Regions from separate parts of the Homo sapiens genome. Here region 1 is linked to region 2. A link is a loop called in an ENCODE intact Hi-C map of the cell type or tissue named here. Cell type or tissue: PC-9. All regions are shown on one strand. Links, peaks and the distances in the headings refer to the core of each region. The heading gives the core; the rest is flanking DNA.

The links. A loop is a pair of places that touch in the nucleus more often than their neighbours do. Peaks named below come from ENCODE experiments on the same cell type or tissue, not always from the same donor. Only the 100,000 strongest peaks of a DNase experiment are listed, where the experiment ranks them.
Region 1: a loop joins it to region 2, with 2.6 times the contacts of the local background. A loop is called at or near these places in 2 of 110 quality-filtered maps.

The regions. Positions count from the first base shown.
Region 1 is chr16:12,713,589-12,716,506 of GRCh38, reverse strand. All of the region lies in intron 2 of CPPED1 (calcineurin like phosphoesterase domain containing 1), which reads left to right. Among named protein-coding and RNA genes, the nearest start is that of MIR4718, 5.3 kb to the left of the region's middle. In PC-9, for the core only: no CTCF peak of the experiment used is centred there; no DNase peak of the experiment used is centred there.
Region 2 is chr16:12,572,331-12,575,248 of GRCh38, reverse strand. It overlaps SNX29 (sorting nexin 29), which reads right to left. Exons shown (of 21, transcript NM_032167.5): 21 at 962-2,918. The region is part of intron 1 of SNX29-AS3 (SNX29 antisense RNA 3); the gene reads left to right. Among named protein-coding and RNA genes, the nearest start is that of SNX29-AS3, 37 kb to the left of the region's middle. In PC-9, for the core only: a CTCF peak has its summit at 1,265 (motif pointing left); no DNase peak of the experiment used is centred there; H3K27ac peaks cover 554 bases.

The DNA.
Region 1 (2,918 bases), core at 198-2,697, 140 kb before region 2:
AAATAAGACTTGTTCGTGGATCTGACACCCCAGAATCTCTAAACAGAAATGAATTGTGCTCTTTCCTTCCAGCGAAGGGACTTGGCAGTAGTGAATCTGCATGTAATTGTCCTGGAACTTCTTCGTCCCTGGATATCACATTGTGCATCATTAGCCTTGAGCAATGCCTCATGTGTACCAAGTGCCCAGAAGCAATTTGTTAAATGGAATATTCTATGATTAAGTGTGTACATACCTTATAGCAGCACCAGCGTTAGCGCTAAAGAAGGTAAATACAGGAGAGGTGATCACTTTGGAGGAAAAATAATTTATGGAAGACCTTGACCAGAAGTAACATGTCCAGTGACATTCACAATTACATATTTTTCTCTTTCATGGTTTTTCATTTAAGCAGAATAAAGCTTACACATATGTAGATGGTTGTCTTCTTTTCTGTGCCCGGTATCATAGTTCTGTTCAGTCCATGTTACTTCTTGGCTAAAAACCATAAAATCACTACCTTGCCAACCCTTCTCCCTCTACTCTCTTCCCTCTAAACCAGGGGTGTCCAGTCTTTTGGCTTCCCTGGGCCACTTTACAAGAAGAATTGTCTTGGGCCACACATAAAATACATTCAGAGCCATCCTGGGCTGCATACGGGCTGCAGGTTGGACAAGCTTCCTTAAAACCATCCCATTGGGGCTGAGAGTGGTGGCTCATGCCTGTAATCCCGGCACTTTGGGACGGTGAAGCTGGAGGATCACCTGAGGTCGGGGGTTCGAGACCAGCCTGACCAACATGGAGAAACTCCGTCTCTACTAAAAGTACAAAATTATCTGGAAGATAGCTTAGCTTTTTTTGTTTGTTTGAGATGGAGTCTCGCTCTGTTGCTCAGGCTGGAGTGCAGTGGCATGATCTTAGCTCACTGCAACCTCCACCTCCCCAGTTCAAGCAATTTTCCTGCCTCAGCCTCCCGAGTAGCTGGGGTTACAGATGTGTGCCACCATGCCTGCCTAATTTTTGTACTTTTAGTAGAGATGGGGTTTCAACATGTTGGCCAGGCTAGTCTCGAACTCTTGACCTCAAGTGATCTGCCCACCTCAGCCTCCCAGAGTGCTGGGATTACAGACGTGAGCCTCCACACCCAGCCTAAAAGCTATAAGCTGCTTAAGTGTTGGACCTTGATCTTATTTCTCCTTGATTACACAGTTACCACAAGCTGATCCTAAATTTTATATGAAAATTATGTGGGCCCAGAATAGCGAAAACAACCTTGAAAAGGAAGAATAAAGTTGGAAGACTCACAGTTTCTGATTTCAAACTTACTAGAAGCCTGCAGTCATCAAAACACTATGGTACTGGCATGAAGATAAACATAGAGATTAATGGATTAGAATTGAGAATCCAGAAATCCTCACATTTAGGGTCAATGGATTTTTGACAAGGGCGCCAAGACAATTCAATGGGGAAAGGGTAGTCTTTTCAACAAATGGTGCAGGGACATCTGGATATCCACATGCAAAAGAGTGAATTTGGACCCCTACCTCACACCATATTAAAAAAAAAAATGAACTCAAAATGGATCAAAGCCCAAAGAAGAGCTAAAACTAGAAAACTGTTAGAAGAAAGCATAGGCAGAAATCTTTGTGATCCTCTATTGGAAAGTGATTTCTTAGATATAACGCTAAAAGCACAGGTGACAAAACAGAAAATAGATAAATTGGACTTTATGAAACTTGAATATTTTGTACCTCAAAGGACATTATCAAAAAAGTGAAAAGACAGCCCACCAAATGGGAGGGAATACTTGCAAATCCTGTATCTGATAAAGATCTGGTATTCATAATATGTAAAGAACTCTTACAACTAAATATTAATAATGAAAAGACAAATAACCCAACTGAAAAATGGGCAAAGTATCTGAATAGACATTTCTCCAAAGAAGATATAAAAATTGCCAGTAAGCACAACAACAAATGTTTAGCATCATTAGTCATTATGTAAATGCAAATAGAAACCACAATGAAATTTTACCTCACACCTACTAAGATGGCTACAATTAAAAGGGTGAAAAATAACAAGTGTTGAGGATGTGGAAACATTGGGACCCTCATACATTGCTGGTAGGAATGTAGGATGGTGCTTTGGAAGACAGTCTGCTAGCTTCTTAAAGAAGTAAACACATATAGTTACCATGTAACTCAGAGTTTCACTCCTAGGTATACACTCAAGAGAGATGAAAGATATCCACACATCTTTTCACATGTGAAAAACTTGCACGTGGATTTTTATAGCAGCATAATTCATAATAGCCAGAAAGTAGAAACAACCCAAACGTCCATCAGTAGATGAATGGATAAACAAAATATGATGATATATTCATACAGTAGAATAGTATTCAGCAATTAAAGAATGAAGCACTAACATAGGCTACAAAATAGATGAACCTTGAAAACATCATGCAAAGTGAAAGATCAGTAACAAAAGCCTACATTTTATATGATTCTATTTCTATGAAATGCCTGGAGTGGAGAAATCTATAGAAGGTAGATTAGTGATTGCTTAGAATTAGGGTGGTGGGAGTTGGGGGGCAATGGGGAAGGGCTGCTAATGGGTGAAAGTTCATTTTGGGGTGGTGAGAATGTCCCACAATTGATTTTCATGACAGTCCACAACTCTTTGAATATTCTAAAAACATACCTTCAGAGGATGAATTATATTGTTTGTGTATTTATATCTCAAGCTGTTATTAGTGGAGGGGAGATTAGGAAAAAGTCTAATTTTGGGTCTCCTGGGGGCAGCAATAATGAAAAAAAAATTGAGAAACACATATCATATTTTAGTAAGATTGAAGAAACGAGATTTATAGCCAGGTGTGGTGGCTCACACCTGTAATTCTAGCACTTTAAGAGGCTGAGGCAGGCAGATCACCTGAGATC
Region 2 (2,918 bases), core at 201-2,700:
GCAGTGCAGAGTTTCTTTTCATCCTTTAGGTCTCAGCTTAAAAGTCACTTTAGCCAGCCAGGTGTGGTGGCTCACACATGTAATCCCAGCACTTTTGGAAGCTGAGGTGGGTGGATCACTTGAGGTCTGAGTTCGAGACAAGCCTGACCAACATGGAAAAACCCTGTCTCTACTAAAACATAAAACTTTAGCCAGGAGTGCTGGCCCATGCATGTAATCCCAGCTACGCAGGAGGCTTGAGGCAGGAGAATTGCTTGAACCCGGGAGGCGGAGGTTGTGGTGAGCGGAGATGGCACCTTTGCACTCCAGCCTGGGCAACAAGAGTAAAAAACTGTCTCCAAAAAAAAAAGCCACTTTAGCCAAGAGGACCCCTTGGCCTTAGCCCCATGGCTCTCCACTGGCCCCCCTCCCCCCAGGGGACCTCTGGCCATGTCTGGACATCTGTCTGTTACAACTAAAGGGGTGCCCCTGGCCTCTAACAGGTGGAGGCATCCTACAATGTACGGGACGGCCCCCCACAACAGAATCATCCAGTCCCCAATGACAGCAGTGCCTAGGCTGTTGAACGTAGATTCTTGGTTGGGACCAAGAATTTCTAATTCCTGTCACTCTTGCAATATTTACTGTGGTCTGAAATTATCCGGATGGTTGACTTCTTAAAAATCTGTCTGCTTCATGTCCAGTGCGACTCCAACAGTACACCTTACCTGTCTTACTGCTGTATGCCAAGCACCTGGTATACAGTAGCCGCCTAATAATTGTTTCTTCTAGAAGTGAATACATAGGTACCTGTAATGAGGAGTGTTTTCTGTATGAAATTTTAATGCTGCATTGCCAGTTTATCCAAATCTGCCTAATTAACTCAAAATGAGATTCTGCTCCATTTCAATTCAGTTGATCCACGTGTATTAAGTTCACCTCAATCTCCAGTTGTTGAAAAAGAACTGAGACAGAGACCATCCACTGAAGTATCTAATTTATAAAATGTCACAATTTGTGTCATTGTAAAGAGGTTGATCTCAACCAGGTTGTAACAAAATTTCCACAGCTTATTCCAAAAGAAAATTTTAATACAAGAGATCTTAAAAAATTAAACACATTTGTTTAAAAATCCTATTATGTAAACCTTAACATAAGAGGGTAGTTAAGATAATACTACAGGTTTCAGGGCGTTTCCACAGACTTCTAGACCTTATGTACACACAGACTATCAGACTCTAGATATGTGGCCTGCTTACCCTTAAGGGGGTGCACTGGGAGCCGATCATGGGCGCCCCCTAGTGGGGTTACCATCGCTCCTCCATTCAAAAAAGACTCGCTTCTCTAAGAAGTCGGTGTCAGGTGAGTAAGCGTTCTACCTGACGGCTAAGCCAGGGATGAAGAGAGGCCAACATTCTTCTTAGGATGAGTCCTGGATAATAAAAATTCCAATTAGCTCTACCCCCATCCCCTTCACTCCGGGAAATTAATGGTCTCTGGGGTCACTGAGCGTTTAGTAGCTCTGGGTGCAAATGTACGATCCACCATTCCGTGTGCTACTGTCCTCAGTCCCAATTTTTGCAAGGGCATCCTCTGTCTTACCTACACTGACAGTGAATGAGTGGTGGTTCCCCTTGCCGTTCATGGAGACCAGCGGCAGAGCTGAGAAAATTTGAGGGGAAGTGGGGGAAGCCTGGGTGAGTGGTTTTCCGGTTAGGATGGGAAAACACTTACGCACCAGTAAGAACTAAATCCCTGGGCCTCTTAAACCACCAGTGAATCTAGAATCTTCCGCCAGCAGCGCTGCTCCTTAATGTCATAGGCTCAACTATCTTATTAAGGAAGCCAGATTTCTTTTTCACTTCTCTATAGAAACTAGCTATAAGGAAGGATACGCAACTTGGTTGCTGGGATTTAGAAGTAACTGTCTACTCCATGACATAATTCAGAGTACCCAAATCGGGCCCATAAGATGGCAATGGCTCATGGCTAGAGTGAGGAATACCAGAGATGACTGATCGAGGTACATTTCAACAACCATGGGATGAACTGCGGGATCCGGTCTGCCTAGAGCCGGGAGACCCTGGATGGCTACACCCTTACTTCTATTGACCAAGGAGCTGAAGCTTTATTTTGGAAACAAGATCAAGATTGTGTATTAGAAAAACATAAAGATGAACTTTCTTGGCACAGAAATGAGATAAAATATACAGTGCTACAACTGCAGAATTAGCACGGACGCCAATCTAAAAACAGCAAATATTTAACAGTAGCTTTAATGAATTAATGCACAATATTTTGAAAAATCTTTGACCTTGCTCATAAGCAGATGCCTGCCTTGAAGAAACACTCCAAGTCTGCCGTGATTCCGAGCGAAATGCCAAGGCAGAGTCAAGACAATCATTACCTTTAGGGCTGAAACCTGGGCATGAGGCTGCCCCTTCTGGGATGCCTCCTAACCAGTCTGATGTACTGGGGAAGGAGGAGTGAGGTGGGGTCTTCCTCGGGTCCCAGAAGCTGAAAACCCAGCCCTTCCTTTGCCATCAGTTCTGTGCCAAGGCTGGAAGATGCTGCTGGAGTGCAGGGCTTCCCCCGTGTGGGTGCTGCAGCTCACACAGGAGCTTGGTGGAGGAATGAAGGATGGATTCTGGGGGTAGCCGGAGGGGAGGGGGCTCACTGGGAGCCCAGAGAACATGGCTGGACCTCCCTGTGAGGAGCCAGATGGTGTCGCAGCCCCCTGTGGGGGCTTGAGCACGTGGAGCAGGAAGGCCGAGGCCTGGAACCCCAAGAACTGGTCCTCAGGGTTGGCAAAATGTACCATGCAGAACCAAGAGAGGCAGCCACTGCCGGCCTGGGCCACAGAGCCCTGCCTCAGGCTGTTGGGATATAAGCCGCCTCCAGAAGGCAGAGCCTGCTGTCCATCAACCAGGCAGGCTGGT